Regions from separate parts of the Homo sapiens genome. Here region 2 is linked to region 1. Evidence: chromatin contacts called from ENCODE Hi-C data. All regions are on one chromosome and are shown on one strand. The core of a region is the stretch at or near the end of the contact, and the rest is flanking DNA. Distances in the headings are between cores, read along the strand shown. Region 1 overlaps COL25A1 (collagen type XXV alpha 1 chain). Region 2 holds the start of CASP6 (caspase 6).

Evidence for each region. Hi-C counts contacts between places; a loop is a spot of excess contacts on that map. Pooled maps may share reads with other maps.
Region 2: a loop to region 1 is called in a map with no recorded cell type, with 14 times the contacts of the local background. The contact joins the promoter of CASP6 here to the enhancer-like site in region 1. A Hi-C loop is called at or near these places in 1 of 37 single-sample maps with no recorded cell type and 1 of 50 pooled maps.

The regions. Positions count from the first base shown.
Region 1 is chr4:108,846,733-108,852,741 of GRCh38, forward strand. It overlaps COL25A1 (collagen type XXV alpha 1 chain), which reads right to left. Exons shown (of 38, transcript NM_198721.4): 26 at 5,504-5,548; 27 at 2,027-2,071. Among named protein-coding and RNA genes, the nearest start is that of ETNPPL, 87 kb to the left of the region's middle. Within about 2 kb of position 3,084, at least 4 of the 41 ENCODE cell types and tissues checked have a DNase peak (open chromatin) inside an H3K27ac peak, as active enhancers do.
Region 2 is chr4:109,700,957-109,706,609 of GRCh38, forward strand. CASP6 (caspase 6) reads right to left here and starts at 2,489. Exons shown (of 7, transcript NM_001226.4): 1 at 2,400-2,489. The coding sequence starts at 2,439. RefSeq lists enhancers at 1,091-1,150, 1,911-1,970, 2,861-2,910 and silencers at 2,151-2,260, 2,411-2,700.

The DNA.
Region 1 (6,009 bases), core at 1,834-4,333:
CCACACACTAACGCTCAATCAATGCTTAAAAGTATGACAACCTCTTCACAGTGTTCTTATTTTGTTCTCATGATGTCTCTATGAGATGAGTCAGAATGGTATTTTTATTCTCCTTTACAGTGAGGAAATAGATAAATATGCATTTTGAATGTTAACAAATCTGAATTTTGTAATTTTTTTTTTTTTTTTTTGAGTTGGAGTCTCACTCTGTCACCCAGGCTGGACCGCAATGGTGCGATCTTGGCTCACTGCAACCTCCGGCTCCTGGGTTCAAGCCATTCTCCTGCTTCAGCCTCCCAAGTAGCTGGGGCTACAAGCATGCGCCACCATGCCCAGGTAATTTTTGTATTTTTAGTAGAGACGAGGTTTCACCATGTTGGCCCGGCTGGTCTCAAACTCCTGACCTCAGGTGATCTGCTCACCTTGGCCTCCCAAAGTGCTGGGATTACAGGCGTGAGCCACCATGCCTGGCCTGAATTTTATAATATTAATATTGACATTAATTTATATTTTTAAGCATTTTCATCCTAGGAAACTCACTTCAATATACTAATGGCTCATTCTTCAGTAGAGATGATCATAGTTATTATGGTAAGGGGCTTCTAGGCTGCACAAACCTGTTTATCTTTTTTTTATTAAAACCGATGGAGAAAAATTATTTATGGAAAGGAACTTTTCTTGTTAACTGTTCCTATTTAATAGCATTCAGAATTACCCAATGGGTAAGTAGGTGCCTGAATGAATAGATGGATCTTACTGATTAATAAGACCTGGATTATTTTTAGGGATCTAGTGATGGCAGCAGGACGGCAACCCAATGTACTTAGTGATAGAAGAAGACCTTGCAAAGCCTACAGAAGAAAAAAAAAAGCTAGCTACTATATCTGTAGGAGCCATAATGTATATCATTATGCATGTCAAATTAATTGCTTATAATGACCAATGGTCAGAGAAGTAACATAGACAGACTTTAAAATTCTAAGTGATCTATGATATAGCAAATCATCTAAGGTATCTATGTTTCTGTTTACCACATGTTCATTTAATATGGCATTATTATTATTTCAGCATATAACTCTGATAGTAAAAATAATCCTAAACCTAATTTTCCTATCTAATACTTTCTTCTGAGGAGTATATGTGCACTAACTGTATTAAGAATCCTTTTGATTTCTTATGATTTTCCTGATTTTAGCCATTTCTTGGGTAAATAATGGAAATCAAGAAAACACTAAAGATCTTGAAATTAACCCTTTTGATTCCATTCCAAATTCTGAATACTGTCCACGTTCTCCAACTCAGATTCTTTTAGAGCAGGGGTCGCCAAACCATGGCTCACAGGCCAAATTCATCCCAGGGATTGTTTTTGTACAGAGTGAATTTAAAAAAAAATTGTTGAGGTGTTAACCAAAAATAAATAAATAAAAAGGAAACTTCAACACAGATTGTATGTGGCCTGTAAAGCCTAAAGCATTTACTATCTGGACCTTTATTAACAAAGCTTGCCGACTTCTGTTTTAGAGGGAACCCTCAGAGATACACTACCATACTCTGTCAAGCTACAAGTTCCCTGCTTGTTTCTGTATTTTCTAAGGATCTAGGGATTAGGTGTCATCTTTATTTGGGAAAAGAAAACATTGTCTAAAAAAGGCATATAGGCAAGATTTAGTTTTGTGGAAACTATGGTCACTGATTTTAATCTTGACATATTTGTATTCACTGACAAAAATTAGGCTAGTTTTACTAACTTGGTAATGATTTTACAAGTCTATTAAAAATTTGCAGGGGAGTCACTGGTAGGTTGATATAAAGTATTAAGAACAAAACTGAAGTATCATATGGCTTAGATGTTTTTGCGAAGAAAACTAATGTCTGCTTTTTAGAGTCAATGAAGTCTCTAGAACAAATGGTTAAAAGAAAGAGGGTATCAAATATCAATGCTCATGACATTTTGGCTTCAAACCTACAATAAAAGTAGTAATCAAGAATGATGCTTTAAATAATAGTATACATCTTTGAAAATTACCTGCTCTCCATCCATTCCTGGGATTCCTGGAGATCCCTGCTCTCCCTATTAAGATAAAAATAGATGACTTGCCTCCATTCTCATTGGTAACATACTGCACTACATAAAAAAACGATGCTAGTTTGTTAACACCACAATTTGACTTTCAGCAAATGCATCATAACCCGAGAATATTCTATTATAGCACATATCTAAACTAAGGGAAGTAATAATCTTTCTTCAAGATTATGTATAGTATTTATATGTAGCTAAGATCCAATGCTTTTAGTGTTTTTATTTTTTCTCCATGTGAGATGCAGGCTAAAAAAGAGTGGTCAAGGAAAACTGATAGACACAATTTGATAGCTGACCATATCCTATAGCAACAACCTATCTGCCTCAGTTAGTTAATTTTTTTCTCCATACAACCTCTGTATGATTTCTCTCACTTTCCAATTTCAGTAAAAAGGAAAACATAACAGTTAACCTAAAAAAGTAAAATGCAAAGCCCCATGAATTTTCAACAATATTTTAATTGGCACAGTTCAAACAGTTAGTTACAAATTCATGATTGTGAGTGTGCAATTTCCAGAAAAGCCTCACTGAAGGATATCATAAATCAGATATCTTAATGCATATGAAATAACTTTTAGATCAATTCAATTTCTTATACTGTGCTATGAATGAACTAAAATTTACTATTCATGTTATGATTTATAAGGATTTTTGACAAACTCAAAATATAGAGATTTTTGTTTGCTTTTTTAAACTGAAGATGTTCATTAAAAGCAAATTTATACAATACGCCAGAAAGTTAATCGAACAGCAAATGTTTAGTCACTTCTCAGTTTTGAAAGGTGACTAAATAAATTCCTTGAAAAGTAAGCATTATTTTGTATCAATGAGTCATTTATGTGGATCCCATTACAAATATCCCTGAATCCCACACTGTGGAAACTTTGTAAAAACAGCTCTTCTGAGTGTGAGAGGCCTGCCTCACAGACAGATTTCCAACGGAGCTGACCTGAGGCTGTATTTTCTAGAAAGGCCTGTTTGGTGATACTATAAACCACAATATTGAAATGGTTAGAGCTCCTTTCCCTGGTAAAAACTTTAAGAGCTATGAGGTACAGCATGAAATTTGAGCTTTCCAGTGTTTAAGGAAGGCATGATCTTGTGGTTATAAACAAATGAAGCAAGAAAAGCGGCGGGGGAAGGGCCTTTTCTTATTTCAGGTTTCCTGCTCTTTGTGGTAGCAGCAAATTTTATTTTGCCACAAACAAGTCTGCTGAGGTTGGATGCACCTGGCTAAGCCCTAGTTTCATTCAGAGTCTGAATACTTGTCAGCACTGTGGGTCCAATAATGATGGCTTTGCTAGGCTTTTCCCTTTAAAATATGATTCACAAGTGTTTAAAAGGAAAACATAATTCATGAGTTATTCATTTATCCTTCACCCCTCAAATGGGGTTTGTAAGAGTTATTTGATGTGTAGGGAATCAAACAATTCTTGTGTGATAAATGAAGGAGAAATGCTAATTGAGTAAGTTCCCATTCAGTCTGAATTCCAAGATCAGAAGGGGTTCTGTACTTGACTCAGGCTACATTTTGCTGTCTCTTGGTCATAGCTACATTCCACCCCAATTATCCCAACCTTCTCAAGGACAGACCATGAAAAACATAAAGGACTACATCAGCTAACACAAGATCTCAATTATAAGACCATTGTGGGGTGGGTGGGGTAGGGATGATAGCATACTGGGAAGGATGGCAAGGGTAGGAGGTAAGCGAGAATGACTCAACCCTCCTCCATATTGCTTGTCTAGATATTCATCTGGGCAACTTCTTCCTGTCTTTCAGTTTCAACTCAAAGCCACCCTTGGCTCTTAAGACTTAGAGGGACCTTCTATGCACTTACTCTATTAATAATTGTACCTTTACTTGCCTATCTCCCTCCCTAGGCCATAAGCCCTTTATTGGAATTTCTTTCTAGTATCCTTACTAGATATTAGTCCTTACCATAGAGTAGAGGCTCAAAAATTACTTACTGAATAACTGAATTAATACACGAATAGCAATTGGATTATAAAACCAGGGGAATATAGGTTTTAGTGATACAGATTTTTTACCTAGGAGGTCCTTTTTGCCTCTTTGGGTCAAAGAATGGGTGCCTTTGGGGCTTCTCTAGGCCTTTGGACTGTAGAGAAGAGAAAAGTCCTGGAAACTTTTGAGGTTTGTGGGAAATGAGATATGTATTTAGCTTTGGGGACAATTTTGGTTCTGGAGTCTTAGTCAAGCGAGGAGGTGAAATAATGAACTTAGACACTTGGTTGGTTCTACACAAAGGAAAAAAAGAAATTGCAGATTTCCTTCTAGGATATCTAGTCCAGCTCACCAAGATATTATTGAATGGGGATCCAGGCAGTGTTGCTCACCAAGAATAAAGATTATATATAGTTTTTTTGTGTTATGTCTCTTAGGGACCAGAATGTGCTGGAGAAATAGAAAGTTAAAAATCCCACACCTTATATTAATGTTATACAAGAAATCTATTTGAAATTAGGATCTATGTTCTAAATATATAGGCAAGGAGCTCAGTAATATTGTAATTTATATTCCTTTATATGATAGAAAAATAAAGTTTCTATATACTAGATTTCTGTTTTTAAGTATCTTGAGAGAGTATGAAAGCTGATACGTGTGAGTGTGTGTTATGACAGACTTAGCAAATAAACTGCCTTAAGAAGCATTAACAAAAGATGAATTCTGAAATAACTTGAATCTCCTACAAGAATCCAATGACGAAAGTCATATTTCAACACATGTAGCTCAGTTCTGAAAAGCCAGAATCACTGGCCATGTGTTAATTGATCAAACATGGTTGAATGACTAAGCTTCAGTTTGGAGGGATAAAGCCATCAACAAAGTTTAGATATAAAGCAATTCTAGCCTTCTACTATTTTTAGTTGGTATGTTTCATTAGATAAGATTTAAATGGCAAAATGTCTGAAAGTATATAATAAAGAATGCATTATGAAAAATGATTCCTAAAATTTTGATTTGTGAATGCACCATACTAAAACTTTTCTTACTCTTTTTACTATAAAAGCATTAGAAGCAAGGATCTTTCTTGGTGTCAAGTTAAATTTTCTCTAATCCTCCTTTAATCAAACATTTTCTTTTGTTTTCATACACCACATTTAGTGTTTTTTACATTTATAATTTCTGTGGAACTTGTTTTTCCCTTGTTTAATATCTTTTTTCAATGTCTTCCCTAAATTAAATTTCTCTCTCTTCTTTTCCTATTTTCCCTTCTTCTTTTCTAATTTTCTATCTTCCTTCAGTCCAGACCTCAATTTCTTTTCTTCGCTCTCTAAAACAATACTGTTGATCTCAGCTTCTTCAGCATTTTGTAAGACTGATTTTCAAAGATGCATATACTTAATACGGTATTCCCTGCACTGTATGTGATAAATGGAAACAAGTAAATAAAGAATAACCTTTGGCCCTTGTAGTCCTTGAGGTCCAGGAGGTCCAGGGGGACCCTAAATCAAGAAAAAGCACAGTTTTTAAAAGTAGTAATTATATGTATTAAAATTCATACCTTAAATAGGCACACTATACACCTTCCTTATTTCTATCGTAATCAGATCTCCCCAAATATAAATTTGCAATGAGGAAAAATTTTACTAGTTACATAATTAGAAAAAAACACCTATTTATATGCTAAAATATTAACACATTTGAGGTCAAAATAATGTGGAAGGTGCTTCTGGGTAGATTCGGTAAGGCAATGTAAAATTGCTGCCATGCTCCACACTCATCGTATTGGGATGAATTAGCATACGAATATTAGCTTTGTTTCTACATACACTCCTTACCCCTCCACCCCAAAGGCGTTGATTTCCCAAACCCTAAAGAATAAAGCTATATTGTTCAGATAAGGCCAGAGACTTTTAAGAAAATTAGCAATCACTTTTTTCTTGACCTTTTCACTAAGCAGACA
Region 2 (5,653 bases), core at 1,239-3,738, 850 kb after region 1:
TTTTTTATTACTATCTTTTTGGGATGGAGTCTTGCTCTGTTGCCTAGGCTGGAGTGCAGTGGCGTGGTCTCGGCTCACCACAACCTCCGCCTCCGGGTTCAAGCGATTCTCCCGCCTCAGCCTCCTGAGTAGCTGGGATTACAGGCATGCGCCACCACACCCAGCTACTTTTTTTTTGTATTTTCAGTAGAGACAGGGTTTTGCTATGTTGTCCTGGCTGGTCTTGAACTCCTGGCCTCAAGTGATCCACCTGCCTCAGCCTCCTGGAAGTGCTGGGATTACAAGCATGAGCCACCACGCCCGGCCTGCGTTAATATTTAAAAACCTGGATAAAGTAAGAAATAGCTTTATTGATATGGAGAAAATAAATTTTAATGAAGGAGCTACCCTGTATAACAGATATAGAAATTCCTTTTCATCTGCAATCTACTTATCAAAAATGTGCCCTTCTTTAAACCTGATTCTTGACCTCTTTTCACTTTTTTTTTTTGAGACAGAGCCTCCCTCTGTCGCCCAGGCTGCAGTGCAGTGGCGCAATCTTGGCTCACTGCAAGTCCACCTCCAGGTTTCAAGCGATTCTCCTGCCTCAGTCTCCCCAGTAGCTGGGACTAGAGGCGCCCACCACTGTGTCTGGCCCTCTTTTCACTTCTCTTCCTTTGCAGGATAATGTAACTGCCACCTCCTTATTCCTTAAATCAGCTTAGGTTTTACAAAACTAATCATTCCTTTTTTCACCTCACTCTAATTTGATAGTCCCTCCAGATAATCCTGCCAGCTACCATTTGTTGATGGCCTGATGCCTTAGATACCTTATCTCACAGCTCCACAGCTCAGGAACAGGGACAGAGAAAGTGGGCCAGGCGTGCCAAGGTCGGCAAAGTGAAGCTGGGATTGAAAGCCAGCCCACCTACAGATTCCAAAGTCTCTGTAGGCCCATCCCCACGCAGCCCCTCCCACCCGAGACCGGCTACCTTTCTAAACTTTGTTCAACTTCCCAAACGACTTCGGTCATTCTACTGTCATCGTCTTCATTCACTGCACTCTCTATGAAAATCTACCCATCGGCTCCATCAACAATGTATTTAGTAACCCTATGTAGAGTAACCTCCATCAGGCCTAGAACATGCACTGGGGAGTGCGGTGGAGGAAGAAGAGGAAGGGAGCAGGTGAGTGAAGGAAAGCCCCGGCTTCCCGCCCCTAGAGACTGCAACTGGACCCTGCACTGTGCCTCCAGGACAAGGCTACCTATCTACCTCCTCTACGACCATGTGACTTTTACAGCTTGCCTCTGGAGCACCATTTCCTTTGTGCAGCAAAATATAAAGAGTTCTTAAACAAAGGCACTCTAACCAACTGCAGGCGTTTCGTTCTTTTTTTTTTTTTTTCTTCTTGATTCGAAGTCTCACTCTGTCGCCGAGGTTGGAGTGCAGTGGGGCGATCTCGGCTCACTGCAACCTCCACCTCCAGGGTTCAAACGATTCTCTTGTCTCAGCCTCCCCAGTAGCTTGCGCCCAGGCCTGGCTAATTTTTTTGTATTTTTAGTAGAGACGGGGTTTCACCGTGTTAGTTAGGCTGGTCGAGAACTCCCGACCTCTGGTGATCCGCCCGCCTCGGCCTCCCAAAGTGTTGGGATTACAAGGCGTGAGCCACCACGGCCGGCCAACTGCAGGCGTTTCGACCTTTTTGTTTGTTTCACTCTGGCCAGGCTTGAAGTTTCTAAACTTTACCAGTAATAAGTGACAGAACGTACGCTCTTAGCAGTTGATTACTTTGCAGAAAAAAGTTATTGTGGTTTTGGCTCAAACCGACAGACAGCAGCAGGTTTCCTGGATGAAGAAGAGAGATACCGGGGTGTGCTGGCCGCCAGGAACTGGCCGCCTCCAGCTGAAGCCCGGGAGGACCCAGGGTCTTGGCCCGGGCACCCCGCGGGCCTGTTATGTTTTCATTATGACTCGGCGGAACAACCCCTCCTTTTCACTTTTCGAAGTGAGCAAACAAAAGATCCAACCCCCAACATTTCAAACGGCCAGGTGTGGGGGAACGCCAGGCCCGCGTGGGGACAGCCTTTTAAGGTTTAAACAGCCGGGGCGCCCCGAAAGCGCTCATCGCCCCGGAGGACAAAGGCGGCAGGGGCACGCCCCGGCGCCGGCGTCGCTACTCGGGACCGCCAGGAGGCGGCAGCCAGGTCCCCGAGTGTTTCTTAGACTGAAGCGCGAAACCGTCCCCACCCGCCCTGAGCGCTTCAATCCAAGAGTGCAACTTCTCCAGGCCGCCCTGCAAAGCCGAAGGAACCCGCGGCCCCACTCCGGTCCGCGCGCCCGGTCCACTAACCCTCGTTTCCCCTCCAGCCGGAGCAAGACGCAGACCTGCTCGGTGCCCAGTCGACGCCCCCTGCCTACCTGCCGGGTGCCCCCTGCGGAGCCCCGAGGCCGAGCTCATTGCAGCCAAACGCGCAGCCAGACACCTTGCCCTCCTCTTCCTGAAGCCACAGGCTCCCGGGCCCGGCCCCGCCCTCGGCCCTTCCTCGGCGGCCCCGCCCCCTGCCCCCGAGCGTGGGGCCAGTTGGTTCTGATTGCGCGCCGCCCGGGCTCCCGTGGATCGGGCTGGTCCTTCCCAGAGTTAAAGCTCCTCCCAGTCGCTCCGGAGCCCGCGGGGACCAAGAGCGCGGGGGCAGGGAGAGGTACGCGGTCTTCGCCTCCAGGCCCGCTGGGACTAACCGTGCCCTGGGGACATGCCAGTTGCCACCCGGGGGGACACACAGACCGCCTAGCCCGAGGCAATTTCACATCACTTGTGTGAGCTCGGACTCATTTAATCCCAGCTGCCCCAAACATTTGCTATTCCTTACTTTGCTATGCCTGTACTTTCTAGAGGTACAGGCATAGATTGTTTTATACCGCTTAGCAGATACTGCCTGTATTTCAACATTGGCTCGCTTTGTGTCTCTGTGTCACATTTTGGTACTCTCGCAATATTTCAAAATTTTTCATTGTTATTATGTCTGCTGTTGTGATCTGTGATCAGTAATCTTTAATATTATTGCAATTGTTTTGGGGCACCATGAACCGCGCTCATAAAGGAAGGGGAAATTAATCCATAAGCCCTGTATGTGTTTGGACTGTTCCACCGAACTTTCCCTTCTCTCTCCCCCTCCTGGGGCCTCCCTATTCCTGGAAACACAATTTTGAAATTAGGCCAACTAATAATCCTACAAAGGCCTCTAAGTGTCCAAATGAAAGGAAGAGCCTGTCACTTTAAATCAAAAGCAAACATGATTAAGTTAGTGAGGAAGTAATGTTGGTAGGCAGAAAGCTAGGCTTCTTGCTCCAGTTAGCCAAGTTGTGAGTGCAAAGGAGAAAAGCCAAGTCATGAATGCAAAGGAAAAAATTTTGAAGGAAATTAAAAATGCTACTCCAGTAAACACACAAAAGACAATAAAGCTAAACAGCCTTATTGCTGATATGGAGAAAGTTCTAGTTGGTCTGGATAGAAGATAAAAACAGCCACAACATTCCCTTAAGCCAAAGCCTAATCCAGAGCAAGGCCCTAACTCTTCAATTCTATGGAGGCTGAGAGAGGTGAGGGAATTGCAAAAGAAAAGCTGGAAGCTAGCAGAGAGGATGGTTCCTGAGGTTTAAGGAAAGAAACTATCTTCATGACATAAAAGTGCAAGGTGAAGCAGCAGGTGCTAACGTAGAAGCTGCATCAGGTTATCCAGATCTAGCTAAAATCATTGATAAAGGCAGCTACACTAAACAACAATCTTTTGTTTTTGAGACAGTCTTGCTTTGTCACCAAGGCTGGAGTACAGTGGTGCGATCTTTTGCAACCTCTGCCTCCTGGGTTCAAACGATTCTTCTGCCTCAGCCTCCCAAGTAACTGGGATTACAGGATGTGCCACCATGTCCAGGTTAATTTTGTATTTTTAGTAGAGACAGAGTTTCACCATGTTTGGCCAGGCTGGTCTTGAACTCCTGACCTTGAGCAATCTGCCCGCCTCGGTCTCCCAAAGTGCTGGGATTACAGGTGTGAGCCACCGTGCCCAGCCAAAACAACAGATCTTAAATGTATATGAAACGGCCTTCTATTGGAAGAAGATTCCATCTAAGACTTTCATAGCTAGAGAGAAGTCAATGCCTGTCTTCAAAGCTTCAAAGAACAGGCTGATGCTCTTGTTAGGGGCTAATACAACTGATGACTTTAAAGCCAACATTCCTTTACCATTCTGAAAATCCTAGTGCCCTTAAGAATTATGCTAAATATGATCTATAAATGGACCAACAAAGGCTAGTTAGTGACAGCACATCTATTTACAGCATGGCTTAGAGAATATTTAAAGCCCACTGTTGAGCTCTAGTGCTCAGAAGAAAGGTTCCTTTCAAAATATTACTCCTCATTGACAATACACCTGGTCATCCAAGAGTTCTGATAGAGATGTACAGAGACTGATGCTGTTATCGTGCTTGCTAACACAACATCCATTCTGAAGCCCAGGGATCAAGGAGAAATTTTGACTTTCAAGTCTTATTTACAAAATACATTTCATAAGGCTATAGCTGTCATCATGATTCCTCTGATAGTTCTGAGCAAAGTAAATTGAAAATCTTCTGGAAAGGATTCATCATTCGAGATGCCATTAAGAACATTTGTGATTCATGGGAGGTCAAAATATCCACTTACGGTATGTAACTAGAGACTAGAGGGGGAAAAAAAGAAAAACGAAAAATTAAAAGTACATGTATCAGCCACAGTGGCTCATGCCTGTAAACCCAGCACTTTGGGAGGCCAAGGTGGATTGCTTGAGGCCAGGAGTTTTGAGACCAGCCTAGGCAACAATGCAAGACCCTGTCTCTACAATTTTTTTTTTTTTTTAATTAGCCAAGAGTGGTGGCACATGCCTGTATTCCCAGCAACTCAGGACACTAAGATGGCAGGATTATTTGAGCCCAAGTTTGAGGCTGCAGTCAGCTGACTGTGCCACTGCACTCCAGTCTGGGTGACAGAGTAAGACACTCTTTAAAAAAAAAAAAAAAAAAAAAAAAAAAATATATATATATATATATATATATATATATAATATATATAAAATACATATATAAATATTTAAAAATTATATATATTTCAATTGGCACACTGGGTGGTATTTTACAGGCAGGACAACATACCTATCCATTTTATATATATATATATATATATATATATATATATATATATACACACACACATATACACACACACATACATTATACATAGGTATATGCATATATCTCCACATTAACAGGAGTTTGAAAGAAGTTAATTCCAATCCTCATCACTGATGTTGAGGGGTTCAAGACTTCAGTGAGGGAAGTCACTGTAGATGTGGCAGAAGTAGCAAGACAAATAGAATTGGAAGTGGGGCCTGAAAATGTGGCTGCATTGTTGCCATCTCATGATAAAACTTTGATAGATGAGGAGATGCTTTTTACGGATGAGCAAAGAAAGTGGTTTATTGAGATAGAATCTACTCCTGGTGAATATGCTGTGAATTGTGTTTAAATGACAACAAAGGATTCAGGGTATTAGTTGACAAAGCAGTGGCAGGGTTTGGGGGGATTGACCCCAATTTTGAAAGAAGGTCTGTGGATAAAATGCTACCAAACAGCATCACATG